7 separate regions of the Mus musculus genome follow, and regions 2, 3, 4, 5, 6 and 7 are each linked to region 1. The links are chromatin loops, found by intact Hi-C in ENCODE. Cell type or tissue: heart. All regions are shown on one strand.

Region 1 (4,000 bases):
GTTTCCCCAGCTGCCAAACTGGCTATGATCCAAAAAGTTTATTTTCAAATCATTTATCTGGGATCAGAAAGAGGTTTCCCAAAAGAACAATTTTGAACATGGCTGTGCTCACCTGGTTGAGCTACAGTGAACTTGAAATGCAACATTAACAGTGTGGTTCCCACCAACAAGTTATTTATCTTGTGTGTCTGGGAAAGTACTCTCTCAGTTCTGGTTCAAGGATGCTTTAAGTCCAACTCTCCCTGGACCCTGTAGTCTTTGCTGTAACTTTTTTTTAGAGCTGTTTAGTAGAAGAAAGCAAGAAACACAGAGGAGGTAAGTTACCTCCCTAAGAAGTGTAGGGGGTCCATGTAGACACTTCTGGGTGACTGGTTAATAACTGGGGGCTGGAGAAGAAACTCACCCATGTGGACCGACTGCTTCCCAAGCATTCTCAAGGAAGCACAAAGGGCGGGGGCTGTTTCCTGAATAGAGACAGCTTCTTTGTCAGATCATCATTAATAGAGAAAGGCTTTTTCAGTCAGACTGCATGTGTTGATTAAGCTTCTGGACTTGTAATTAGCCAGGGGAAATATTTAAAACTTCTTGGTCGGTGATGAGACAGTATCAGTAATGAAACATGGATTTCGTGCTAAGCCCCAGGTCTGACAAACAGTAAGTATTCCATTTTTTTTAAAAGCTAAGTACCGACTGAATGAGTTCCAAAGACTACAAGACCACAATTGGATGCATGTGTGGGCCAGTGACCTGCATTGTAACTCAGCATCTTTCAGGGCTCCCCTATCACTGGCTTTCTAGAATGTTCTAGGACATCTGTGTCACCTGTGAGAGCATATGTGTCTATCTATACCTGCCCCAAAGCAGGTCCTGGATCTCTCTATGTCCTTCTCTGCACATTTGTTTTTACACATTTCTAGTACAATCTCCTTGTTGCCAAGACAGAAGAAAGAAAGGAAGATGGGTGTTGGTAGGAAATGCCAATAAAGCTCTCTCTTAAGCCTAGGACTCTATCTGCTAGCTTCTGGCCTCACCTTTTTTTTTTTTCCTGGCCAACATTATGTACTAAAAAGACTGATACATTTTATTTATACTTTTTGTCAGTTGTTCCCATAACACACATAGACATATTCTAGGCTAGAACTTAGCCTGTGCAGCCAGCCGCCCTGCTTCTTATCCACTTCAGATTTTTAACTCGTATAATAATGTAAATTTATTTTTATAATGAAACTGCTTTGCAAAGAAATACACTATTACGGCTTCTTCGACTAAAATGTCTCCTCCCACCCCCAGCCTCACCCCTGTAAGTGTGTCTAACTGTCCACTTATTGTCTCGTGGACTGTACTTTCTTTTTAAAGCTCTATTTGTGTTCTACAAGACAGCCTCTTTCTCCAAGATTAACGTTTCTTATGATTGTTCCTGACAATGGATCTGCTTCCAGGAGGCCCTGCTTAGGATAACCAAAAAAGGGCATGGAGCCGGCTGGTTTTGGCAGCCTGCTCACGGTTTCAAGCTTTTTAGGACTTGGTTTTTCTGATGAGTGATATCCTGAGCATGCCTAGGGAATGACAGGCATCTGCACGGGCAGACAGCATCACCTTGGCTAGGGTGTCGTCATTGGCTGCCTATTAGAAAAACTACAGGACAATGCATACCACCGCCTGCTGACTGTAAACATAGGGGGTATGTGTTCACTTAGCATGGACTTCTGGGAGGGGCCAAGGAAGGGCGGTCTGCAGTTTTATTGAATAGAGCAGTGTGCATTAGGCTGCCTGCCTGCCTGCCTGCCTGCTTGCTCTCTTGCTGGGTTGCTTAAAGGAATCCCTGCTTTCAGACAGCAGGACATCCCTCCTTGGGAAGAAGTTGCTGCCCTAGAGGTAAGAGACAAAGTCTTTCTTTCTCCGCCTTCAGGGAAGCTGGGGCTGCTCTACAGGTTTCAGGCAACATTCCTGGCTAAGGCTGCTGGATATGCAAAATCTTTCAAGGCAGGCAACAGACCACGTAAATTCTCAAAGCCAGCGCCTGGACTTCCTGACCTGTTCCCAGAAGGTCAATGTGATGAAACTTCAAGTTTTGTTTATAGAGATGGCACAAACGGTGTCATCTCCTGGTGACAGGATCAGGGAGCACCAGCGCGTTTGCCCAGGATGCGCTTTTGTTCCAAGGGGGATGTGGTCTGTACCCGGAATCCTCAGGCCAGCAGCTGTGAGAGGATTCTGTCCCTTTAGCAGTTTCTTTCCCATCTTTGGTCAGCAGACATTTAAAGAGGATTCAGGTTTTAATTAAAAAAATAACATCAACGGCTTTTTACGTTGTTAAGACAAAGAATGTTTGTTTTGTTTTGTTGTGGGTTTGGGTTTTTGTTTTAAGCTAATTTTAAGCTAAGTAATGGGTTCCTCTTACTCTGCTACCAGGATTTTAGAAGTGGGATTTCAGAGATGTAAAGAAATAAGGTCAGAGTTCTACCACTAGCACCAACTCAGCGAGTGCCGCTCATCTGTTATTTGCTGAAATAGAAGATGCCTGCCCTGTTTGTTTTCTATAAACCGGAGCAGCAAGAGAATGTGTGCATGAGTGGGCGTGTGTGTAGAAATCATGGGTAACTGCCTACCAAAATATTTCTTGAGAAATCTTCATTTCTGTTGGAAAGTATGCCCCCCGAGGGTCTGAAAAGATAGGAGCTGGAGGAACGTTCCAGAAAGGAAGGAAAGGAGCTCTTATTTCCAAACAGACGTATTTGGGCATCTCAGTCAGTAGCGCAAGTTGGTAGTAGTCGGTAATTCCTTTTAGAAAGAGCCGATTGTAAAGGGTGGGGGAATTTCAGTGCCATGGCAATCCATGGTCAGAAACAGAGAGCAAAGAGCTTGGTATTCCCAGATCCCTGCTGGCAACGAGGCTCTGCGCGTGGGGCTGTAAATGGAAGCAGCACAGTCCCTTAGTGTTAGGCAAAACCAGACACGAGAACTAGAACTTACTGAAGACAAGGTGCCCTGCAGAAGAAGAGTAAGTCTGAGCAGTTAAATAATAATACTCATAGTAAGCTCTAGCGTTCCCAGGTGGCTGCTTCCATTTATGTTTGCCATAGACTGCGATGCCTTGAGGTTGGGACTTGCTAAGGAATCCTTGTGTTTAGAAGGGTGGGGATTTCTTGAGAAGTGACACGTGAGAACAGACTGCCCTGTGAGTTTCTTTCCCTGGAATGTCTCTGAGGAAGTGTGTAAGTGTGAGGGGAAGGCTGCAGGCAATCGTTTGCTCTGCTCGACTACTGTCCCTCCTCCAAAGACATCAAGTTCCAAACTTTGTACGGGGGGGTGGTGGTGGTGGTGGGGTTAATGTCAATGAAAACATGGAAAGCAATTTCTTTCTCAAGTATTCTCTAAACCACGAAGGGAATGCAGTTTGGAAGGAAATCTATAATCTTGGATTTGAGGATAAATTCCACTTTGAAGCCAACATCCTGGAGTGGCTGAAAGTTCATTTTCTCTATGACCAGTTTCTCCCATCCCCCTCACATGCTCCCCACCCCCAATCACTACAAAATAACATTTTCTGGAATAATACCGAGTGTGTTCTCCTAACACAGAGTGAGGGGCTTCAGTTCATGGTGACTGTCAGGCAGTTCTTGATGCTACTTTCTCCCGGTGAAGAACAATCTGGGAGAGCTTTCCCCTAATAGGGAGGTAAGTTGAGCTCTGTGAAGCCACAGCCTGGGAACTTTGATTCCATTAAAACCATCTAATGAAAAACATAGGAGAAGCTCTGGGTGAAAAAAGAATTGCAGAAAAGAATAGATCTTAGAACACGTGAAGAATGTATGTACTTAACCAGTTTACAGGCTAAGTGTGGGGTTGTTAGCATTTTTGAAAGGCAACAGAATGTGCAGTTTAAAGCATCCAAATTGAAGATTGCATTAGGCATGTGATTTATTTTTACACCTCAGAGAGAGAGAGAGAGAGAGAGAGAGAGAGAGAGAGAGAGAGAGAGAGAAGATGAAGAGACAGG
Region 2 (4,000 bases), 50 kb before region 1:
AAACAGTATCATTAAACTAACTCAGTCCAGCCAGGGGCAGTAGTTGATTGCTAACATTAGCTGTCACCTAACATTCTGGGCATCAAGCATGACTGTATGAGACCACAGCAGACTGACCATAATAAATTAATTGACCTACCTTGTCATGTCACACACACACACACACACACACACACACACACACATATATATAACATGCTGAATATATATGTATACACACACATATATATGTGTGTGTGTGTGTGTGTGTGTGTGTGTGTGTGTGTATTCTCCTACATCTTATGTTAGCTTTCTGTGAAAACACACTTAAGTATAAACAACTTAAAAGGAGACAGATTTATTTTGGGTTATGTTTTCAATCCATGATTGTTTTCTCTGCTGTGTTCATGGCAGCACATCATGATGGCAGAGAGAGAGAGAGAGAGAGAGAGAGAGAGAGAGATCTCAATATTCCTTATAAGAACATGACCTAACTTTTTATACTAGACAGACCCCACCACTCTTAAAGGTCATACCTCCACTACCGCCCCTTAATAGCAGCATAAATTGACAATCAACCCTTTAACACATGGGGTAACATTTGAGTTCCAAACTCTAACATTTGCATAGTTATAACAAGGAACAAGTGAGGTCACATATGTAAAGTTCATTTAGAACATGCTGAGTTTCTGTATATAGGCCTGAGCTTTTAATATTTTAGGAAAATTTTATCTTATGATCCATTAAGGGTCAAGATGGCTTGGGGTCTTTCATTGGTCCTCTTGTAGTGATATTAAGTTAGAAGTAAGATGGTGAGCTCTCAAAACCAGTATACTTGAAACCTATTGTCTTAGTTTTCCATTGCTGTGATAAAAAACATGACTGTCTTAGGGGTTTTATTGCTGTGAAGAGACATCATGAAAACAGCATCTCTTTCAAGGAAAGCATTTACTTGAAGCTGGCTTACAGTTTCAGAGGTTTAGTCTATCATGGCAGAAAGCATGGTAGCATACAGGCAGACATGGTGCTGGAGAAGGACCTGAGAGTTCTACATCTTGATCTGTAGGCCAATCCTATGAAGACATTTTCTCTATTAATAAAGTCCTTTTCCCCAAATGACTCTAGCTAGTGTCAAGGTGACATAAAACTAACAAACATCCCCCCATACACACACACACACACACACACACACACACACACACACACACACACACACACATTTCCCATTTGATTCATTAACAATGTTTAGAAAACTGCAAGCTCAAACCAGTACTAAACCTCATGTATGGTCTGTATAAAGACCCTTAGACCGGAACAGCATTGTCTCGTGGGTGACGGGAGGCATATTTGGAGATATTTTTGAAAGTTCTAACTTTGGGGATAGGGTTGAGCCATGTTATTGGCACATGATGGGTGGAGGCTAGGGCTGATGCTGACCATTCAACCATGCAAGCGATGCTCCAAAGCCTCAATCATGCTGTGGGTGAGCCAGCCCAATTTAGAGATAGTAAACTCATTTGGGAAACAGAAAGATCCTCTTAGTGTCTGTGTCCTACTAGTTGTTAAATCTGAGAAAAGCTGTGAAAGAGCAGGCACTCAAGGGGGTCTACAGACCTTTTAACATCAAGCTGCTGCTATGAGTTCAGATGAGCATGCCTGCCTTTTGGACAAAACCAGTAGATCTGTGGCCTCTTGAATGCCAAAACTACGCCCAGGGCTTGCTCTGTAGTAACAGAGAGAATGTGTCCATAAAAGGGATGGGCATCGCTGCCAGAGGGATTCCCTTCAAGGGTTTCCCTTGTGAGCCTGAAAAATCACTGGGAAATAGCTGGGCCAGCCAGCCGCTGAGTTCCAGCTGCTCGCCATAGCATGTTTAGATTTCCCCCAGGGTGAGAGTGAAGAGGCTGCAGGGAAGGCGGCTCTTTAGCCCTAAAAAGGCCTTGTTTAGGAACCATCTGCTCATTTCTTGGATAGGAGGACCGGCATTGCTGGGAAAGGCCGTAGAGAAAGGGACTTGGGATGCGCACCCAGGAAGTCAGGAATGTAGTCGCATGGGGGGTTGGGCTCATCAGGAGGAAGGGCTAGCTCCAGCTCCCAGAGCTGCACGGTGACTCTGTGGCCTTGCACGAAGAAAGGAAAATAACTGTAAGGACTGCACACCTACTGCAGGCCTGGGTTAATGTTAGTGCTACGTATGCAGTACAAGTTTGCTTTATTTTTATGGTAACGTGTTGAAGTGACTTGGTTAAATCATGCTGTCGGCAGCTCTCTAAATCAGCCTCAGCTGACTCCAGGGACCATGATTTTCTTCTGTACAATACTGCCTCCCCAGATCCTCAGGCCCTCTATGCCTCAGTTTCCCTCCTTGTTAAATGGACATAGCCAGGTGCCAAAGGAGGAAGGGCAAAAAAAGAAAATTGAAAGCTCTGTGATGCTTCAGCATGAAGGTGTGCCTGGCCTCCAGGGGGCGCTCAACATGCTGGCTTTCTCACCTTTCCCCTTCTCTGCCTGGATGGATGGTTCTGAGGACATTTATCAGTCACCACACATAGAGAAGTATCAATATATCTATAGTCAGGATCTTGTGGTCACCCAGGCTTCTGGCTTCTGTATCCTTCTGTCTGCAGTTCCAGCAAATCTTGGGGGTTAAGGACGCAGCTGAACCCCCACCCCCGGGCCTCCCTTTTCGAGGATGAGGTTAGGTTTTTCTGTTTGTTGTCCTGGTCTGGGTGCCAGGTGGATGACCCTCTCCGGCTTTGCCTGAGACCCTGAATCTAATCTTTCTTTTGTTGGGTGGAATCTTACCTTAGTCCAATATTTTTTGAACCTCACTAAAGACGTTGACAGTCATCTCCTCAGTTCCTCTCTCCTCCGTGGAACTAATCCGTAGGTTTAGCCCAGCTCTTTTCATGCTACACACTGCCGGGAGGATGCAAACTCTGTTCTGAATAAGGGGTGACTTTGCCTCGTTTGCAATTTGTACCTACATCTCAGGAACATTTTCAAAATGAGTGAGTTATGTCAAATTTTCATTATTCCTGTTTCCTGACCAGGTATGATATCAGTACCCACCCAAACCTCTAGATTCTGCAGTGCTCCTATTTCTAACAGTTGGTGCCCAGTGTATGTGGATCCTCTGTGCTCTGGTCTCATCCAACAAAATGTTAACAGACACAAAAGGCTCACCTTGTTTCCAAGTGCAAGGAATATCCAATCCTAACCCCTGGAACCTGTAAATGTTATCCCCAGCCCCAATAATGGTTGTAATTGTCTTAAGAACCCCAAGATGAGCCCATCCTGGGATATCTAGGTGGATTATCTAGAATATAGTCTTGGGAGTCTTTGAAAGAGGCAGACAGAAAGTGATCAGACCCACAAAGAAACAGGGACAGAGACTGGAGTCATCTGCCTGAGGAGTACCAGGTGAGACCAGTGGCTGCTCGAGGTGAGAGCCAGGTTCTCTTTCAGAATAACGTTTTGTATTTTTACCTCTTTGTTTAAAATAAGCTGATTGTAGTTTCTCTTTGCCAACAACTTGCCTGTTATTTGGTTTTAAATAAGATAAGACAACTTAACAGGAGGACTAAGACACTAAAACTCGATCTGCTCATCCACCTGGCCTCAAAGGGACGAGTGGGTGGCTAGTGGGTGGCTGGTGGGTGGCTAGTGGGTGGCTAGTGGGTGGCTGGTGGGTGGCTAGTGGGTGGCTAGTGAATGACTAGTGGGTGGCTAGTGGGTGACTGGTAGGTGACTAGTGGGTGGCTAGTGGGTGACTAGTGGGTGGGTAGTATATTCTGTGTGGACACAGTGGGAGGAACTATTAGTTTACGTCCTTGGGTGGAGCCACAGAGCCTGAGCTCTCGTTACATCACACAGAGTAGCAAGCACATCTAAAACTGTAGACATTGTTTGCTTCCAGAAATCCTTTTGATAAATGTTCAGACAGCACTGGCCACAAATATTAAAAATGTCAGAAAGCAGAGAAATGGCTGACAAAGGGATTAGTGTGCAATTAGCAAAA
Region 3 (4,000 bases), 110 kb after region 1:
AGAATCACTTTTTTTTTTAAATCTCTAGGCTACTGTATTTTATAAACCTGTTCTGGGTGTGTCAGAACTATATTTGCCACTCCTCAGAACTAGAGTGTGTAGGGATGGGAAGAATCAAGAGGTAAAATGTATTCATTTTATAAGATTTATAAAGCTCATTCATCAGTCAGGCCAGTTTTCTGTGTTTTACTTCTGTAGCAAATAGCTACTGGTGTGCTGGCTTTCAGCATTGCAGACGTACCTATCCCCAGGCCTTTAGACTTCTGACACACATCCCAACAGGCTCTAATCTAGGTGGTGGCTCACAGCATTCTCTTTGGAGGCTGTAAGGGGGAATTCATTTCCTGGCTCCTGCACGGGGCCCAGAGGCATCACATTCCTGGGCTTTTGCTCTCCTTCCTCCACAGCCTGGCTTCTCTTCCCTTTCTCCAACAGGCCTAGCTCCCTGTGAGCTCAGGCAGAAAGCCTTCTGTTTTTAAGCCTCATGTGATTAGACAGAACACACTTTGATATACCAGGGCAATCCCCTCTTTTCCACACCCACTCTTGAATCACATCTGTAAACTAACTTGGAAAGAGGCAGACACGGAAGATAACATATTGTCGTGTTCTGAGGATTAGAGAGTAGGGCGTGGAATCTTGAGAGAGGGGAACTGTTTTGCCTCCAACAGCAAGTCCCGGAATTCTATAAGCAATAAAAGAGAACAAAGTAACATTTGGTAGGAAGGAAAGGCAGCAGGTCATCTTGGTATACATTTTACAGTCCATCTCTGGAGAGAAAATGAGATGATCCTGAAGCCTGAAGCCAGTCATGTTGTGTAAAGACAGCCACATCTCAGGTTGTTTCAGTGTCTTCTGCCCTCCAGTTAATAGGTTGAGTGATAATCCACGCAGTCCACAGGATACACGTGTAGAAATAATTACATTTGGCATTTACTGACTCATACTTAGCAACTGTGGCACTGGCGACAGCATAGGGGTTAAGCAGGGAAAAACGTTGTCTAGCTATGTGGAATGAGGAGACTTAGCTCAAATGAATTAAAGCTGCTTCAAGGGAGTATGAAGGGAGTTAGGTAGATCTGCTCTCTGGCACTGATTGGAGTTTTTAAAAGCTCTGTTCTTATCTCTGTGTGGCACAAAGCTGTCCATCAGAGATCTCTTCCATTCTCCACCAAGGCCCCCTAGGACAATTGCTTCTGCTATTTACCCAAGGAGTACCTGGACCCTATGGGGCAGGGACCAGAGTTGTTCTGATTTGATAGAAAGTTGGACCCTCCAACACCAGGGCCTCTATTGCTATCAGAGATGAGGAAATGTATGCATAACACAAGCCAAGATGGGGTGTCATCTCCAGATATAGTCAACACCGCTCCTTTCCTCAGGGGCTGGAATTTGGCGGTGTTCCAAGCTGTTGGTGACCAGCGCTTGGCGATGAGATCACCATCATAGTGCCACCGATGCAGAAGGGCCTGCTGCTCTGGCAAGCGCCCAGGCAGACGACTGCCCTCCTCTCTCAGGGGAGTGCAAACACTAGACACGCTGTAAGGTCCAGCCCATCACGGAGCAAGACCCTGAACTCTTCCGCCTTTGTGTGTGGTTTGCATTTTTCTGTCATGCTCCTTTTCCTGGATAAAAGGGATGAGGGGAGTTTTTCAGATTTGATTTCTCAGTGGGAACTGTTTGCTTTGGAAGCCACCTACACCAATGCTAATTGAGAACAGAGCACAGGATGAGGGCCTGAGAATGGCAGCCGATGAACTTTTTGGTGGGCTGAATTCTGTTCATCATGTCAGAACTGGGCTGTGAGTACAAGCAGGGGCCACTGTTTCCCAAAGGCTGCGCACTGCCTCAGCTTTCCCCAGTTCGACTTATTACCCTCTCACACATTAGTGATTGATTTCTCTGAGTCAAGCTTATAAAGTCTTCATTGTGATCGTTCCCCGTCATCCTAGCCCCTACAGCCCAGCAATTTAGAGCCTGCAACTCCCCAAGTGCTCTGTATCGTTCAGGTCTAAATCTGATGGGCTTCTATTAGGGAGATTACAGTAAAAAATAACAATCAGCTCTCAGATGATCCTGTGTGGAGGGGAAGGGTGGGGAGGAGTAGATTTGGCTGAGGACAAGCCCAGACTTTCGTCACAGGGACAGACCCAAGTGTTAACACAAAGGGAAGGCAGGCGCATCCTGCTCAGCGCATTTCGGCCACAGATAATATGGCCCGTGTGCTGGCCCAGCCCACACTCTGACCTCCAGGCGCCAGGTCCCCTACCTCAGTCACTCCTGCCCAGACCAGCTGCGGACATGCTTAGCGGATCCGGGTCCCAGGGAAGGCGCTGCCTGGCCACACTCTCTCAGTGAGTTCTGCCCTTTGCCTCTTTGATTTCTCTTTTCTTTCTTTCTCTCTCTTTTTTTTTCCTCTCCAACAAAAGAATTTTTTTTAATTCTGGGAGTGGGGAAAAGAAAGAGCAAGGAGGGAGAGAGAGAGCGAGAGGAAGGCAGGAGTGTGTAAAAACTTTGTAGTTTCAGCTGCGGGTTTGGTCTGGAGTCACTGGCTTTCTGGTTTTCTTCATTTCCATCTTCCTGGTGCCTTAGCAACAGGGGTTTTACCTAGGACCTGGGTTTCTTTCTTCCAAATGCAGGCCACAGGGTATTGTGCTGCTAAAGATCTGCTGTTAATTTAGACCCGAGCTCTCTGCCTCAAAGTCATCCTTTGCAGGGCGCAGAGATTTCACTAAGCCACAGTTGCCCAATCCGTAAAGTAAACAGCCCAGAGCCCTCAGCATACTGACCATCTGCCTGGGCCATAACAAGCCTCAAAGCATATGCTATTGATCAGGGGGGCTGTTCAGATAACACGAGGGTTCTGCGGCTTTAGAAACGTGGAATTCTGGAATGTGAAAGTGAGCGGGGCCTCTGGGACCCTTTGGGGGTGATGCTGTCTTTCTACAGACACAGAGCCCAGAGGGATAACTAAGCTTACCAAAGCCAGACAACAGCCCGCAAGGATGGGGCTCCTCTGTTCCCTGAGCAGAGGAGGCCTTTTTTCGCAGTAGTGTCTGTGAGGTTTGAAAACCTTAATGCGTCCTGGGCAAAGGTAGTGTGGAGGAGTGAGGGGCACCAGATGGCCTTTTGGAGAGTCGTTCCCATTTCTGAGAGTTTTGGCTTTCATTCAGGATCACGGTCACTGGGTCCAGTTGCCCCAGAGCTTGTGCAACCGTTGGTCAAATAAGCAGAGGAGCTTGGTGGGGTCCTAGAAAATGAGAGACCTTCACACCCACAGTGTTTGCAGCGGTTTTTGGTTAACCAGGTTTTGTTGTTGTTGTTTTGGTTTTTTGAAGTTGGTCACTCAAATGGGAAAGTTCAGGGGGACCTGGGAGATGGTCTATACAATTCAGTGCTTGTTAAACTTTAAAAAAAAAAAAAAACCTTTTAAGGAGTCCTATTGTGTAACAGGGGTGTCTGGTGAGTTTGAACTAAAGCTCTGAATCCCCATCATATTGTCTCATCATAGCCCATTGGGTATCTTCCGCCCCACTCTCCTTCCTACCTCCAACCCAGCTCCCATCTGTCCGTCCTAAAGCTTCCTTCGGATCCTAGATCTCCATAGAAAAGCCCAGGCACCACTGATCTTTCCTGATGCCTTTATTTCAGATGATGAAGTGGAGGCCTATGGAGGGAAAGGCCTTGTCCAGATCCCGCTCGGCAGCAGAGCCTGGAATGCTAGGGAAAGGCCTCTCTCCCTCCCCTCTCCTCCCTTCCCCTCCCCTCCCCACCAGCCTCCCTTTCACACCTGGGTCTGGCTCTCACCATCCAGCCTATAGTTCTAGCAATTGACTTTCTCCATGCTTCTCTCATTTCTACTCTGTCACTTCCTGACTTCCTGGCCTAGCACCTGGATGATGGAGGTTTCCGTCCATCTGGTCCCTGGCCCCAGGCTCTGTCCATCCAGTCCCTATCTCAGGCTGCCTTCATCTGTGAGAACAGAGCTCACTTCTGTAAT
Region 4 (4,000 bases), 270 kb after region 1:
AGAAAAGATCTGTGTTCTTGTCCAAAAGAGAATTATAGGACATAAAAGATTTTAAGACCTGATATCAGCCCCCAAAGGAAACTCATGGAGGGGGGATTGTCCCTTGAAACAGGTCTTTCTTTTTCTTTTTCTTTTATTTTCTTTCCTTTTCTTTTCTTTTCTTTTCTTTTCTTTCCTTTCTTATCTTTTCTGGCTGATTAATAACTCCCATTACACTTCTTTAATCTGTAAAATCAAGTTGTTGGATAGGAGAGAAAAGAAAAAAAAAAAAAAACGGGGGGGTGGGGGGAAATCTTTCAGAGACAGCTGAAGTGTGTTTTCAGTATTTCCTCCTCTCTGGGTCTTCCTAATCGCAGGTCTGAGAGTCAGCGCCTGGAGCAAGGCCTCACACATCCCGTTTTCTAAGCTGCTATTTTAGTCCCCACATTATCGAATTACTAAGGCTATGGTGGCTTGCTCTATAATCTCACTTTTCACCAACAGCACGTAATTCTGGGAACATTTTAATGTGGCCTTCACTGGGAAACACCACAGGACTGATTTTCTCCACCTCTCCTCTCTCCTGTGCACCTGTCTGGGGATGCCTTGACCACCCGTGGCCTCTCCTCTCCTGTGCATCTGTCTAGGGATGCCTTGACCACCCATGGCCTCCTCTCTCTCCTGTGCACCTGTCTAGGGATGCCTTGACCACCCCTGTGCTTTTGAATTGGCTCCTAAAAGCTGCTTCTCCATTCTAACACACAACTGACCTCCGTTATGCCTGACATTGTAGTACTCCATCCTTTCTATGATACTGCCTAGGGGTAAGGCGGTAAAAGTGGGTCATTTGGCCAAAAACACAAACCTTAGAGTCAGAGTCACCATGTTAGGAAGCCAGTCTTGGCATCTGGAGTGTCACTGAGGATGCTAGCTACAGTCTTTAGGGAGAAGAAGGTTACCCAGCGTACCTTGGAGGCACTGGAAAAACACAGATCTTTTTTTTCTTGCTAGGTTCATTCTTCTGTGAATTGTTTGTATTACCGAATCCCGTTTCACACAGCGCAGTGTTTTTCTTGATGTTTGCATGAACATTCCATACATTGTGTGTATTATCATCTCACATTTTTGGCAGATATTCTCCATGCTCATTGACTTTTAATTCTGTATTGTTTTTACTAGTGCACAGAAATTTCCATTTTTTTAAAAAAATAGCTAAATCTATAGTTTTCCTTGTAGTTTTGATGTGCTTTTAAGTTCAGAACGTACTTTCTTATTCATAAATCAGAGTTTATTTTTTTCTAGATCTTATTTTATATTGGTTCATTCTTGAATCCATGTGAAATTTATTTTGGCATATGGCATAATGTCCTAAAATAGTTCAGAGCTTTTTTTTTTTTTTTTTTTTTTTTTTGGCTTGTTAATAACAAGCCAGTTTAGCATCAGCTAGCTATAGCTAATGGAAACTAGGCCTTAAACCTAGTATCTCCAGTATGTGTATGGCTGTTCCCCAGCCCTGTGATATGGAACCATTATTCCTGCTGGTTTCTCTCCCCCTCACTTAGCCTTGTTTAGATCCTCCCTAAATCTTTTCAAAATTATCTTCTTAAAACTCTATGTAGTGTATGTCTTCCAAGTGGAGCACAAGCTTATCTGCGGGGGAAGTCGGGGTCAGGGGAATGTTGTTTGTTCCTCGTGTCTTTGATTCTCCAGGGCTCCTGGCTCAGGGACCTCCCAAATGCATCATTAGTGGGGTCAGGAGATGAAATCCTAGCCTGGGAAGGGGATGGCACAGTTCCCTCCTCAGAACTGCAGGGAAGAGCGGCAGAGCTCAAGAGCAGAACCAGGTCCTGGGAAGCCTGGTCCTCAGCCCAGGAGTCGGCTGCCTCTAAGCATGCTGGGAGACCTACCAATACAGAGAGACAGAGGTGGGACTCATCTTTAAGGGTGCTTTTTTGTCTTCAAAGTTTCTGTAACCTTTGTTCCTTGCTAGGTTATCTGTTACCCAATGCCAATAAGCAGCAAAACATTGGAACAAATACAAAGTTAATATTAAAGGAGCCATTTAAACAGTTACTTCAACTCTTGCTGTCCACGCCTTAGCCTGGACCATGCTTCTGGCTTTCTGTCACAGTGCCCTGGTACAGTCCTATCTCTGCTGGCCAAGCTGTTTTTATTTACACAGCAGACTGATGGTGAACGCAAACATTCCAGCATTCCATAGAGGCCACCTACACTACTAACCACACCCAGGCCACAGCACTGCCCTAGCCCTGTCTTGAGAAACTAGGACATGGGCTCATGTTTCTGCCAAAGGAAGCACGACACATTTCCCATTCTCCTTCCTGTCTATTCCCTGAGAGCCACACCTAAGCCACAGACACTAATCTTAAACACAGTTACAGGAGGCCAGCGGCCTCTCTGACAAGGAAATGGGCAAACTTGTTCTCCCTGCAGCCTGTCAGAGCCTATTGTTCTGCCTTCCCTCACTGCTCACACGACCACCCTCAGCCTCCACCTTACTCTTCTCCCCATAAATCGCTGCCTCAGCCTCATGATCACAGGACACACGTGCACTTAGCATGTGCCCAGAACTGGTTCAACCACAGAAATACCAACTCTGTCTCCCAAAGTCCCATGCAGACCCAGAGACTGTAGTGACAGGAGAGGGACTTGAACCCAGGTGTTGTGGGAGTAATTTTTTTTAACAACCAGAGGACAGTGAAGCAAGTGAAAAAAAAAAAAAAAAAAGAAAGAGGAAGGAACTTATGAGAAGTTGTGTGTGCTGTGATGTGTGACATGTGCTGCCACTGACAGCCAATCAACCATGCCTGCCATCCAGGGAATGTTTGTTGAGTGCATTCTAGATGCCAGGAGCAGCCTTGGGTATTAAGGACAGAACAGAAAAAATTTAGATAGATCATACATACATACATACATACACAGAAAGAGTTAGAGAGAGAGAGAGAGCAAGAGCGAGGTGGGGAGGGAGGGGGGAGGGAAGTGGGGAGGGAAGGAGGGAAAACTGAACATAAGTAAGGAGCTGACATAGTTGGGAAAGTGTTTGCCATGCAGTTGTAAGGACCTGAGTTTGACATTCAGTATCCACATAAACAGCTGAGAACGCTGGCCTGCGCTTGTAACCCCTGCACTTGGGAGGCAGAGCCAGATGGAGCCCTAGGGCTCACTGGCCAGCCAGCCTCGCCTAATGGGTGATCTCTGGGCCCTGTCTCAAAAAAATAAGGTGGATCACATTCCTAAAGAAAGACTGACACGCCCAAGGCTGTTGTCAGACCTCATCTGTCTACACAGAGAACAAAGGAAAGCAAAGCAAACTCAACAACAGACAAAGCCTTTGTTGCCCTGGAGGTCCAGACGCCTGGAGGATGGGGTAAGCGGAGTGCCTTCTGTCAGACAGTCAGACGTGCTGATGAGCAGGGATGAGATGCCAGGCAGGGCTCACGGAAGAGAAGGGCATTGCAGTTTCCCCAGTGGTAAGCAAGGAAGGTGAGTCTAATCCCAGGCAGTCATTTGAGCAGAGACCTGAAAGGGGAGTGGGTTGGAAACAATGGCAGGAGTCTTCAGCTTGTCTTAGGTTTCCAGAAAATACCAGGGAGGCCACTGTGGCGACTGAGGAGGAGACAGCAAGAGGACTGGAAGTCTGAGGCAGGGTGTGTAGTGACAATTGGAGGGGTCGTCTGCTAAAGAAACAAAAAGAAGGCCGGAGCATTTTTAATGTCACCCAAGAGACAAGAGCTCCGGAGTAGCAGCGGATCCTCACCCTACTTGGGAACTCGCTCACGGCCCACGAACGCCTGCCAGGCAGAGGCTTGCCAATGAAGGAATCAGATGTTAGCCATCTAGGTGTGTTTCTGGAGAGGGAACACCGGCTGTGGGGACTTTCTGTGGAGGAACTTCAATCCTCTGCATAGTATAGAAACAACAACAACAAAGCATAGGTTTGTTCTGTGGGGCTAGCCGAGGTAGAGAAGACAAAGTTCATGGGGACGTCATTAGAACACAA
Region 5 (4,000 bases), 280 kb after region 1:
TAGCTACCTTGTTGCTGCCCCCACTCTCTGGGCCCAGGCGGCTGTCTGCTTCCTTGTGGCTGTCTTCACTGATACAACCTTTCTCTCATCCACAGGGGCTGTCATCCAAGAGGGGAGGACCCTCGTTTTGGTCTTGGATTTTAGGGTTTCCATGGCTTGCTTCTCTAGAACAGGACCAAAACTCACACTCTCTTGTCACACCAGGCTCATCTGACCCCAGTGGGTGCCGATCTTCAATGCCTACAAGGAGGAACCAAGTCAGTAGATTCTAGTAAGTCAACGCTCTTCCAACTTACCAGCAGTAATTACTAGTCAGTGTAGGGCAGACCTGAGGTGACCCAGAGGTGAGCAGAGCCCAGAAGGCCAAGCCATGTACACTGTGTCACATGGAGGACTAGCAGCAGATAGGACATGGGGCCTGCAGACAGATATCTGTAGCCCCTCCCCTGCTCTGTGCCCCACACAGGCAGTTGCAGCAACAAGAAATGCTTTCCTGTCATTTCTACAGCCCAAAGGAAGGAAGAAAGGGGATTCTGGCCCAATCGTCCATCTCCATCTATGTCACAAACTTCTCACCTCTACTGTGATTTGGTTACTGTTAGCATGCTAACGTTCCTTCTAGGCTCCACTCAACTACCTAGCAACAGCCAGGTACAAACCTGGCTTGCTATAAAAGGACTATCTGGCCTCTCTCATGCTCTCTGAACCCCCCTCCCCACTTCTCTCTCCACATGTTCCCTCTTCTTTGTTCCCTTTCTCTCTTTCTGTCCCTCTCTCTCTTTCTGTCCCTCTCTGTCCCCTCTTTCTCTGCCTCTACTCCCTTCTCAACCCCCCTTCTCATGTCCCCAAATAAACTTCTTTTTATACTAGACCCATCATATGGCTGATACCTGGGAGTAGGAGGGGGTTCAGCTTGGGCCCGCTTAAGGCACCCCCTCCCTCCCTCCCATACCACATTTTACAAAACATATCAATTACTAAATCCCCCAGGCTTTCTAATTCACACATTTCAATGGGCAGTGCTCCCCCTGCCCCCAACATACACCAGTAGACAATTTTGGCTCATCCAGAATGACTGTTTATAACTTCATTTAAACCAAACAACTTGTCCAGCCACAGAACAGAAGTCGATTAAGAGGAATACCATCCAGTGAGTGACAGTGTACAGAAATGAGTCAGACCCGGCAGTACATGTGTATCATGTCCATTTTATAGACGAGAAACAGACGTGGTTAAGAATTAGCGTGCACAAAGTCGTAGAAAGCTGGATATCGACCATCGAGCCAGCAGCCAGGTCCTGCCCGCCGCAAGGTTTCTGGAGCTCAGCGCTGATCGGGTCGGGCCCGTTGGGTCCCTGGAAAATCTCACCCAGAAGGCACACGCGGGACGTCGCTGCACTAGCGCGGAGCTGGCCGCGCCACTCCCTCCCTACCGCAGAGGGCGCAGAGCCGGGGGCCTGGGGACAGGATGGAACCGTGGGCAAGAGGGGAGGGCAGCGCTGCGGTCCTTCCCGTGGGTTCCGGGGATTCAGAACTGCGAGACGCGCACGCATCCCACCGCCCGCCCCTTCCGGCTCCTGCGCGCTCCCGGCGTGCGCGCTCCGGACCCGGGCGCTGGCTGGCCGCTAGGGCCCCGGGTGCCCCCTGCAGACCGCGGGTCACATCCGCAGGCTCCTGTTTCTGTCAGCTGTTGTGACGGAGGCGCAGCCGTTGGTTCTTAGCGGCCAGAGTCAGTAACTAGGGGAAGCAAAGAAAGGTTCCCTCTGCAGAAGTGGAGGAGGCGCCAAGCTAGCTCCCAGGTGTCCGGAATCTTTCAGCTAAACGCATGCATGATTTTAAGGCAACCTGGGTGGTTGGGGAAAAAGCCAAGGAAGACGACTGAAAAAAACACAGTAGGAGGCCCTCACAGGGGAGGTTCTTCTCTGGAGCGCTGGAGCAAAGGAAACCTCAGATCTGATTCTGTCTGCCCCCAAACGGAGAAATCAAGAGTGACCAAGTTCGATTTACAACAGCAGGTCAACACCGCACTCTGGACTGGGGCACCCACAGCTCCCCTATTGAGCACGGTTTCTCCATAGCCTTTCCCTAATGCTAATCCTCAATCCTAAACTGATAGCTCGGACCAGGAAATTAAAGGCCCCAACTCTTAATGGGATAAACCAATGGCTTCCAATCCCACAGATGACCCCTAGAGTCATTTTAGCTGCTCTTGAACCAGGCCAGGCTGCCACCTTTCTGGGAGGGCAGCCCCTAGCTGTCAAGAAAGTAGCATTCATTGACTGTAAATAGGGCGGGCCCTCTACCTCATCTGATGTGAGCCAAGCAAGCCTAATGCTGGGTGAGAGGGCATCCTTCCATTCTTGGATTCCTTTGATTCTTAATAACTCTCCCGACCCTGCACATCTCTTAAAACTTCTCCATGGCCACCCAGCAAATAAGGCTAAAGACCTGTGTGGCTGCATACAGAGCCTGTTGTCAGCAAAGACCCCAGCAGCAGGAGGGAAAGACCAAGCTAGGAGACTTGCCTGTGCTGGAGTCCACATGGGTTTTATTATTTTTAAATTGGCAGATAAATTTATTGGCTATAGTAACAAGTGTCCGTCAGCTTCATTTAGTCAGCAGGCACTGTAATCGTGACTGTACTTCCAGACCCCACACCGAGCTCCTGGGCATGGGTTTGGGGCTCAGCAGAGACAGGGCCCCAGGGCACAGGGAGGGAAATGCAGACTTGCACCTGCCAGGCGAGGTTCTCAGCCCCCAGAAGAGTGACTCAAGGTTTGCAGTGTGACCTGCCTTCTTGGTTGTGCCCCACAACACCTTCACTCAAGGACAGCAAAGGACAGAGCCCTACTAAGGCCCTCAGGGGTTCCAAAGAGGCGCTTTGAAGGATGCATTCTTCCTGGGAGGGGTTGGGGAGGAACAAGCTCTGGAATGTTCTTTCTGTCTCTGAGCCTTAAAACCACTGGTTCAGCAAGTTGTGGGGAACATGCTGGAAGAAAGAGCACGCCATAAGACAGGAAAACCAGAGGAAATTAAATCACGGGCTCCTGACTCAGGCGGAACCCAGGCCCACAAAGCTGGGTGAGGCAGACGATGAGGCTGTGTGTCAGTCGGAGTGGAGACACGGCAGAGAACGGACTGACCCCTTCATGTCAGTGTGGACGTGGGTAAACACGTGAGCAGGAGATGGCGCAGCGGGGAAAGCCACTTGCCATGCAGCCTGCCCACCTGAGTTTGATCCCCCAAATACACATAAAGATGAACAGAAAGAACTTAAGTCTACACCAAGTTGTCTTGTGATCTTTGTTGTGGCATATCCCACCCCACCCCCCACCCACCCACCCAACACACACAGGCACACCAATAATAAATAGTAACTATGATATATAGGGTTTTCCTATATATCGCTTTCCACTTTTCCTTCCATCCCAGAAGGGAGCCCAGGCCTCAACACTCCTGCTTTTCTCTCCTTCCAAGTGAGAGACCAGAGCACAGGCACAGCCGATGCAGCTGAGCCAGGCAGAGGTGCAGGCAGCTGGTACTATTCAAGCTAAGAGACTTCACGATGGAAGGAGGAGGAAGCCACCAAATGAGAGTTCTGGGACCACAAGACCCCAAGGTGCAGGAGCTGGAGGTGGGCCCAGATCTCAGGCCTGCTGTCCTGAGAAGCCTCTTAGCCAGCACCTTACCCAGCTTTCAGGTTCTGCAGAAGACACTCAGATCTCGGCTTGAGACCAGAAGAGGGCACTGTGGTGTACATCTCAACTATAACCGGATTCTGCCAGAAAGGCATGGCAGCTGAGGCTAGTGAGAGCTGACATCCAATAACCAAGGCAGGGAGCTGTGGCTATCACCAGGGCCAGGCGACTCACATAGTCCAGAAAGAGACACCAAGTGACTGTAAGAGCATTACCTTGCTCTGATTTTTTTTTCCCCTTAAATAAGAAAAATAAGCAATTATGTACAAAATACAGTCAATGCCTCTTGGACCGAACAGGGTG
Region 6 (4,000 bases), 160 kb after region 1:
CACTGGAGCAGTGTTGGTGAGTAGTCCATCCATGGTGATTTAATACCATTTAAGGAAGATTATCAGGCAAAGGGCTATAAAAGGTAGTCCGTAACACTGCCATTCTACCTTGTAAAACATGCCTTTTAGGAGTAAATGTCCAGAGGGTGTCAAGAGTCGCTGGAAAGCAATGAGTGGTCAGGTAAAGAGAGACAGTTATGGACATCCTAGAAGCCTTGTTTTCTCATGGTCTACCTTTCCTCTTCCAAATATTTCTGCTGAGCACTAGCTCTTTACGACTATCTCAGAACAGTGGCGGTCACTCTCTCCTGCTCATGTTTTAAGAATGGATGAGATAGTAATCTGAACTCTCTGCCCATCTCAAAAGCCATTTTGAAATAATGTGTCTTATCTACCACGAAGAATTTACCACACAACAACCACAAAAATACTTAGGTCCACTTTCCCTCCAGATAGCCTTTCTTCTGTTATCTGCAATGATCACAAACCCACTTCTGGAGGTCTAAATCTTTCCTGCCAATGGATATCAATCAGTGTGTACACTAGAACTATCCCTGTCCCCTGCTAATTTTAGTGATTTATGTGGCTTCAGACACGGTTCTAAAAGTTAGGTTTTATTACCTCCTTGGGACACCATTCAAATTTGACCAAAGCACCAGAAATGGCAGATCTGGACCACCTGCTGGCTTTCCTCTTACTTCTTCCTTATTAGGCTTTGATCAAAGATGCTCCCTTTAGCTAAGAAGAAACTTGGCCAAGCTACATTGCCACTCTTCCATCAAAATGACCTGTAAGTGTTCTTCCTAGTGGGAACTGCAAGCAACTAATCTTAGGTGGAGTTCCCAGGACTAGATAGCTTCTAAAAACAGCAACAGTGCTGCCCCCACAAATGAAAACCCCAGTGAGATCAGCAGAGGATCTTGACTTTCTAACGTTACAGTCTAAGTCTGTCTCACAGGCCAAAGAGCCATGACTTACTCTCTATTGATCTTCTTGATTTTGTTTCTATATCATGTTCTGGATGGTTGCTCTACCTCAAATCTAATGACTTCCTTAAAAGTCATTAAAAACAGCTAAAACCTAGTACGATGTTTATAGTTATCTCTCTTCTTGATATGTATCCTTGGTTAGATCAAAGATGAGAAGATTAAAAAGGACAAAGAGCCCAAAGAAGAAGTCAAGAGCTTCTTGGATAGAAAGAAAGGATTTACAGAAGTGAAGGCGCAGAATGGAGAATTCATGACCCACAAACTTAAACAAACCGAGAATGCTTTCAGGTAAGGCGTGACTATCTAAGAATCTCCGCATACGTGGGAGGGAGAATGGGTCTCTTCATCATGTGCCTCTGGACAGAAAGGAGCTAAGCAGATGGCATTCTTCTGTTTGGAGGTCATTGGCCATTGACTTAAAGATACCCTGTCACTGACAGTAGACCAGCACTCATTGCTCAACCACAGCTTAATTCTCTTCTATTTCCTTTTTCTTTTTCTTTTTTTTTTAATAGCGAGAACTATAATGCTTAGTGCCCATGTTTTAACCTAATACACTTACGTGGTACCAGTGGATTAAGAAATATCATAACTGGGATTAATATCATTGGTTCATGCCTTGTGTGTATGGTTCAGACTATTTCCTACAAACCTTCCTCTGTTCGTTTTTATAAAGGTTGTAAGTGAGTATTAGTCTGTGGTCCAAAAACTTGGGGCACATTAGATTAAGGCAAATCACAGCTCATTACCATAGGATGTTAAGAGCCCTCTGGAAATTTGCAAGGGAACCAAGGGGGACACCTGTTTTTACTTTCCCATTTTTTTTGAACTGTATACACACATACATACATACACATGCACACACAAGAGAGAGAGAGAGGGAGAGAGAGAGAGAGAGACTTAACAGATTACCAGCTGAGCTAAAAGCAAGCTGTATGCCTTGTGTCTGATTTGCCTTAAATCTACAAAAGCAAAAGGCATGACAGGACTTTCCGGAAGGTATTACCATATACCACCCTATGTTGTAAGCCTACCAGCCTGTACAGGTAGAGGCAGAATAGCCAGTCTTACTCCTGTTTGGGCGAAAGTTGACTTGATTCTTAGTTTTGTTTTATTTTTAATTTTGTTCAAAAGTAACATTTATTCCAGACATTTTTCCATGTATGGAATACTCACGATAGATAGACACACAGGATCAGACAATATACATATAACTTAATGTAATCAGAAATGTATATTTTAAATTGGCCTTGCACTATGCACGACCGTGCTGTGTAGCCAGCTTTCCATCCCAGGGAATCTAAGCCTGCACTTCCTGATGTGAAGTTTGCCTCTGCCTGACTGGTTGTACCAGAGTCTCAGGACAGACACTTTGATTATATAAAGACCGAGCGACACCTAGTGGATCCCAGAGATGAGTCCATTTTCTCATCCACACCTCATGATCTTAGAAAGAGCAAAAACTAGTGTACCAAAACTGCAAAGAGCCTCACTGAGAGGAGTCACAGGCTTGGGACCCTGTAGCACTGAGAGAGCAATGCAGGTTTGTAAGAAACCCTTTAACCTCGTTCGAGTTCAAAATGAGAGTTCCTCTTTAACCATCAAGAACCTAGATGAAATATGTTTATACTTTATAGCCTCAGCTCAAGTAAACACACTGACTTTATATCATGACCCTTACCCACACACACAAAAATATATATATATGTACATACACATACACATTACAGCTAAAAAAAAAAAAGTTGTTTCAAAATATGGTACTATATTTTTCTCTACACAATGCACTTCATTTTTTCCCACTTTTTAAATCTACTAAATTGATGATTTTTTTTACCTGAAACCTGAAAGGCCTATCTTAGAGGAGGCATTATATTCCAAAGTGTCCAAAGCATGAGGTGTATAGTCAAGATGAGCTCTGTACACTGAACCCTCAATCCCCTTCTTGTTTTAATTCTCTAGCTCCGTAGCCAGAAGCTTTGTGCCATCCATCACACAGAGTAAATGTTAAACAGCGGGGCTTCATCTGTCCCTGTCGAAGGTGTCTGGGGTGGGATTCCTGTGTTGGACTCACTATGAGTTAAGAAGTGTTTAAATGGAAGTCAGTATTGCACAGATATGGGATTTTTTTTTTCCACATTAGGTGCACCATTTTTACTTTGCCCTAGAAGAGAGTATTTATATTCCACGAAGATCCCCCAACCACCCCCCAGGACTGGTGTGCGGATCAGGTGCCTGGCTTTAGCACCTGCAGGCATACACCCGCCCCCTTCCTTCCAACGGGGGCTGCAAGACAGAACCAAGTAACTGCCTTTCCTTTCCTCCTCCCTCAGCCCCAGCCGTTCAGGAGGCCGGGCCAGTGGGGACAAGGAAGCTGAAGGTGCCCCACAAGTGGAAGCCGGCAAGAGGCTGGAGGAGCTGCGCCGACGCCGCGGGGAGACGGAGAACGAAGAGTTTGAAAAACTCAAACAGAAGCAACAGGAGGCAGCCTTGGAGCTGGAAGAGCTGAAGAAAAAGAGGGAAGAGAGAAGGAAGGTCCTGGAGGAAGAGGAGCAGAGAAGAAAGCAGGAGGAGGCTGATCGAAAAGCTAGGGAGGAGGTAAGGGCTGCGTGGCCCGGCCGGGGGAAACCTGCCTGCCCCCACGTCCTTAAGTGCATGGCTCACGACCTTGTAGCCTAAAGAGGACCAGCCCCTCAAGGAAGCTCCCTGCTGCTCTTCGGAGTATGGACTCTGGGGCAGTAACAAACCTGGTAGTTCCGTCAGTAGAGTGCTCATTCCAGCATGCACAAAGAAGACTCTGGGTTCAATCCAGAGCAGTGCATATACCCAAGTGATGGAGTACTTCTACAATCCTCGGGAGGTGGGGAAGAATCAGGAGTTCAGGGTGGTCCTCACTACACATCGAGCTCAAGGCTAGCCTGAGTTACAGGAGACCCTGCCACACAATAACATAACAACAACAACAACAATAATAGTAATAATAATAATTTATTATGATGATAAACTTAGCA
Region 7 (4,000 bases), 90 kb after region 1:
AAAACGGAAGCTGTCTAAAACAGAGCGTCAATAAAATAAAAGGAGGGAGGGACAGAGGGGAATGCATCCAACATAGAAAATGTATCTATCCGACTTTAAAATAATAGTTAATAATTAAAAATTTAAAGCATACAAAACTAAGGAAATGACCAAAGGACCGGTGGTTGCCAGGAGCTGGACAGGAGGGAGGGAGGGAGGAGCACACAGGCAGAGCACAGGATGTTAGACCCGCAAAACCACCCATGAGATAGTATGATGGCAGATGCGTGCCACTGCGCTGGAACTCAATGCAAATTATGGAATCAAAGTGGAATGACATGTGTGTACCTACATTATCCACAGTCACAAGTACAGCACTGTGTATGGGATGCTGATAATGGCAGAGGCTGCGGCTGCAACTGGGGAGGGGAGGGGACAGGGCAGCATGGAAGACTTGCCATTTCCACTCAACTTTTCTTTGAACCTAAAATTACTGCAAGGAATACAGTTTATCAGTAGAAATGACAGAGTGGGGTAGGAGAGGCTGACTAGGTGTGAAAACGAGACAAGCAAAGCTCCAGGGAGAAAGAATCTGCTGCAGGGAGCTTGAGAGGAAGGGCATCTTAGGACCCTCACTAGGGATGAGAGTGTGGTGGTAACGGTTAGTTACGGTGGACTGAGATTTAGAGACTTGGCATCAAGCATACAGTCGTGAGAGCCTGAATCAGAGCAGTCGGAGGGAGGAAAGAGATCCCACGTGGCAATCAGCAAACCTGTCAGGAGCAGGGACAACTCAGTCTGAAGACTGTAAGCTCCAGTTCCGAATTATTATAGTAAGTTAACCTAAAATAGAGCGCTTCCAAGGCTCAGAGCTGCAGATGCCTTCATCCATTCTCCATGCATGTTTATCAGGCATCGTCAAGAAAAGTCTCGGCCTCGTCTCCAGTGGAGAAAGGTGAGAAGACTCTATTCTTGGTGGTCATGGTCATAGTGTTGAATTTCAGGTAGAAACCACATCAACATGGGGATTTCCCCCCAGATGTTAGAAGACAGGAAACTTGGATTTTTATTCAGAAAGAAGAGAAAATCGTATAAGATAGGTCCATTGGGACAAACCCATTGCCAATAAAAAAAGCTGAAGTCATATCCTCCCCCACCCCCCAAAAGCTCATATGAGAGAGTAAGAGATCATAAGGGCATAATGGAAACATCACAGGGAGCAACATAGCAGAGAGACAGAGAAGACCTAGGGAAGGAGCAGACCTGAAATTGAGAGGACATTGAAGACTTGTGGACACCACCTAGACAGGAGGAACACACCTCTACTTCCTCTGCCTAATTCAGTGCTACTGGCCTTGGGATTCTCCTGGATTCTTGAGTTCTCAATCTACCCAGCAAATGCCTACCGAGGACTGATCAAGACGAAGTGTCTGAACAGAGATGGGAGAAACGAAGGTGATCAGCAGACACTTCTGTATCTCAAAGACTCATAGGAAACAAGAGTACAGAAAGCAGATGAGCAGAGGAGTAACCCTGAAGAACGCTGGGGCTAGAGGGATGGCAGAGCAGAGTGTGCACCTCGTTAGATGGAGTTCTACACCAACAGGCAGTGAGAAGCATCTCACAGTGGTTTAAGCCAGGCTGCGACGTAGGGTGAATAAGCTTCATTTTCTCATAGCCAGAACTCTAAGAACTGGCCACACAGCTGCTCCGTTCATGCTTCCCAGGGTGGTGGTGATGTGTGAACAAGGATTTATCTTCTGTTAGTGTTGGTTGTAAAAAAGCCTGTATGCCAAAGCTTAATTAGGCGCCATTAATAACCTAAAACAAATACATGCATCTTTATTCAAATATTGCTTAACCAACACTTCTGTCTACATTTCTGCTTGTTCTTAACAATGGCCCTATGTTTGTACTGATTTTACCTGTTTGTGTCTCAAGGGGCACTGTATAGGTCTGCTGTGCTGGAATTAGGTCAACCTCCATCAGCATTTGGTAAAATGATCATTTATGGCAGTAGTGAAAGTTAGACTTTATGGTCCAGCAAGATTCCATGGCAAGTTCAGGGTGTGTCCAGGAAACAGATGGCCAAACCAGGAATCCAGGGCTATCTAAAAATCATAGTTCAGATCTGAGGACAAAGGGCATGTAAGACCTTAGGCAAGTCCCTTCCTCTTCCTTTAACGCCAGACCCTGGCTTCCTTTGTCACAGGAATGAGTGCTTTCTCAAGGGAATCAGAGGTCATTTCCTCTTGCTTTTGGAATTGTCTACTTCTGTTTGCAATAAGTCAGATATTGCTTGATTTGAAATCAAATACGTAATACAGAATCTTACATTTTTTTTAAAAGACAGTTCTAAGGCCCTATAAAATATACCTAGGGCCAGGCAGGGGAAGAATTAACTGTCATCTGGATATGGAGAATAAAAAGAAGCCATGCCAGCTTCGGAATGGCAGTAGAGTCAATGCAGATAAAGTTGGTCCAAGGGTCAAGGCTACAGATGCATTCGTTTGTTCTCAACACATTTTATCAGGCATCTCTTTTGCTCTATGCTCTGTTCGGGGCAGAGGACTGGGTAATTTTCTCGGGGTTGGAATACTTGACCATCATACTCAGGCTTTAGGTTCAATCTCCAGCACCACAAAACTGGATAAATAAATGAAGTGCTATAACAAATGCACATATACATATAGAAAGAGTATCTATAAAGTGCAAGGTTCTGCCCAGACCTGTAGAGACCAACAGTCACCTGTAGGGATAGTGTGCCAGGAGTCAGGAAGACCATATTAGATTAGAGAGATCTTGACCAAAAGCATAAGAAAGACGTTTCGGTTGGCAGAAGGGGATCTGTGCATAACCAGAGAAAAATCTTAATGTGATGTTTCTAAGCAAAAGGCATTATTTGTATACATTTCAAGCTCAATGGCATTTTAATCAATTGCCTGTTTGAGCAAATGAATGTGTAAATAAATAAATATTTACTTTTGTTAGCCTCATGGGAACAAACAGCTGCCCACATCTATTCTGCTACTCTTTCTGTTTCTGGGTTTTTTGCATTCTCTCTCTTCTCTCTCTCTCTCTCTCTCTCTCTCTCTCTCTCTCTCTCTCTCTCTCTCTCTCTCCTTCCCTCCCTCCCCCCTCCCTTCCTCTCTCTCTCCCTCCCCCTCCCTTCCTCTCTCTTTCCCTCCCTCCCTCCCTCCCCCTCCCTTCCTCTCTCTCTCTCTCTCCCTCCCTCCCCCTCCCTTCCTCTCTCTTTCCCTCCCTCCCTCCCTCCCCCTCCCTTCCTCTCTCTCTCTCCCTCCCTCCCCCTCCCTTCCTCTCTCTTTCCCTCCCTCCCTCCCTCCCCCTCCCTTCCTCTCTCTCTCTCCCTCCCTCCCTCCCCCCCTTCCTCTCTCTTTCCCTCCCTCTCCCTCCCTTCCTCTCTCTTTCCCTCCCTCCCTCCCTCCCCTCCCCCACCTCTCACTCTCCCCTGGCATCTCTGATGTTCTCAGGGCATCATGCTCATCATCACAAAACTGCAGCCACCTGCTTCTGTGTCACTTCCTCTGCATCTTCCTGGACTTAGTGCTGACTGTAGATGCACAGGCTTTTAGGAAAGGATCCATACTTTTGCAGAGGCATTGTTTTATCCTACTTTAATACAGAGATCTTTTATATCTTTAAAATGTATCCAGTAAATGAGGACTAATAACAGCACAGCAGGAAACTTAGCTGGAAGTCATAAGGACATAAATACAGATATATAGGTATGTATGTTCTATAACAGCAGCTATCAATCTATGGGTTGTAACCCCTTTGGGAATTGAAAAACCCTTTCACAAGGGTCGCATATCAGATATTTACATTATGATTCATAACAGTAGCAAAATGACAGTTATGAAGTGGCAATGAAATAATGTCATGGTTGGGGGTCACCACAACATGAGGAACTGTTTTAAAAGGTCACAGAACTGGGAAGTTTGAGAACCACTGTTCTATATAAATGAAGGAACACTCAGCAGTATCATGATCAAAGATGGTA

Evidence for each region. Hi-C counts contacts between places; a loop is a spot of excess contacts. Peaks named below come from ENCODE experiments on the same cell type or tissue, not always from the same donor. Only the 100,000 strongest peaks of a DNase experiment are listed, where the experiment ranks them.
Region 2: it touches region 1 in a loop (2.2-fold over the local background); 6 of 42 quality-filtered maps call a loop at or near these places.
Region 3: a loop joins it to region 1, with 2.1 times the contacts of the local background. A loop is called at or near these places in 2 of 42 quality-filtered maps.
Region 4: it touches region 1 in a loop (2.7-fold over the local background); 3 of 42 quality-filtered maps call a loop at or near these places.
Region 5: it touches region 1 in a loop (2.4-fold over the local background); 3 of 42 quality-filtered maps call a loop at or near these places.
Region 6: it touches region 1 in a loop (4-fold over the local background); 5 of 42 quality-filtered maps call a loop at or near these places.
Region 7: it touches region 1 in a loop (8-fold over the local background); 4 of 42 quality-filtered maps call a loop at or near these places.

Annotation. Positions count from the first base shown.
Region 1 is chr6:34,596,791-34,600,790 of GRCm38, forward strand. It overlaps Cald1 (caldesmon 1), which reads left to right and starts at 1,714. Exons shown (of 14, transcript NM_001347100.1): 1 at 1,714-1,875. In heart, no CTCF peak of the experiment used is centred here; a DNase peak (open chromatin) is centred at 1,701; H3K4me3 peaks cover 2,856 bases; H3K27ac peaks cover 3,862 bases.
Region 2 is chr6:34,546,767-34,550,766 of GRCm38, forward strand. No RefSeq gene overlaps it. Among named protein-coding and RNA genes, the nearest start is that of Gm32942, 12 kb to the left of the region's middle. In heart, a CTCF peak has its summit at 2,441 (motif pointing right); no DNase peak of the experiment used is centred here; H3K27ac peaks cover 1,169 bases.
Region 3 is chr6:34,707,344-34,711,343 of GRCm38, forward strand. All of the region lies in intron 3 of Cald1 (caldesmon 1), which reads left to right. Among named protein-coding and RNA genes, the nearest start is that of Gm38787, 23 kb to the right of the region's middle. In heart, no CTCF peak of the experiment used is centred here; DNase peaks (open chromatin) are centred at 1,418, 2,168 and 2,908; H3K4me3 peaks cover 3,024 bases; H3K27ac peaks cover 4,000 bases.
Region 4 is chr6:34,863,703-34,867,702 of GRCm38, forward strand. The region is part of intron 1 of Tmem140 (transmembrane protein 140); the gene reads left to right. Among named protein-coding and RNA genes, the nearest start is that of Tmem140, 2.6 kb to the left of the region's middle. In heart, no CTCF peak of the experiment used is centred here; DNase peaks (open chromatin) are centred at 1,739, 2,289 and 3,329; H3K27ac peaks cover 2,316 bases.
Region 5 is chr6:34,876,532-34,880,531 of GRCm38, forward strand. Cyren (cell cycle regulator of NHEJ) reads right to left here and starts at 1,534. Exons shown (of 4, transcript NM_001135611.1): 1 at 1,369-1,534; 2 at 8-240. The coding sequence starts at 153. It overlaps Wdr91 (WD repeat domain 91), which reads right to left. Exons shown (of 15, transcript NM_001013366.1): 15 at 3,895-4,000. In heart, CTCF peaks have their summits at 1,633 (motif pointing left) and 3,736 (motif pointing right); DNase peaks (open chromatin) are centred at 410, 1,570, 3,010, 3,580 and 1 weaker place; H3K4me3 peaks cover 1,971 bases; H3K27ac peaks cover 2,310 bases.
Region 6 is chr6:34,752,312-34,756,311 of GRCm38, forward strand. Cald1 (caldesmon 1) reads left to right here. Exons shown (of 14, transcript NM_001347100.1): 6 at 1,132-1,277; 7 at 3,323-3,587. Among named protein-coding and RNA genes, the nearest start is that of Gm38787, 22 kb to the left of the region's middle. In heart, a CTCF peak has its summit at 2,397 (motif pointing left); a DNase peak (open chromatin) is centred at 2,370.
Region 7 is chr6:34,687,043-34,691,042 of GRCm38, forward strand. All of the region lies in intron 3 of Cald1 (caldesmon 1), which reads left to right. Among named protein-coding and RNA genes, the nearest start is that of Gm13861, 35 kb to the left of the region's middle. In heart, a CTCF peak has its summit at 1,920; a DNase peak (open chromatin) is centred at 2,079.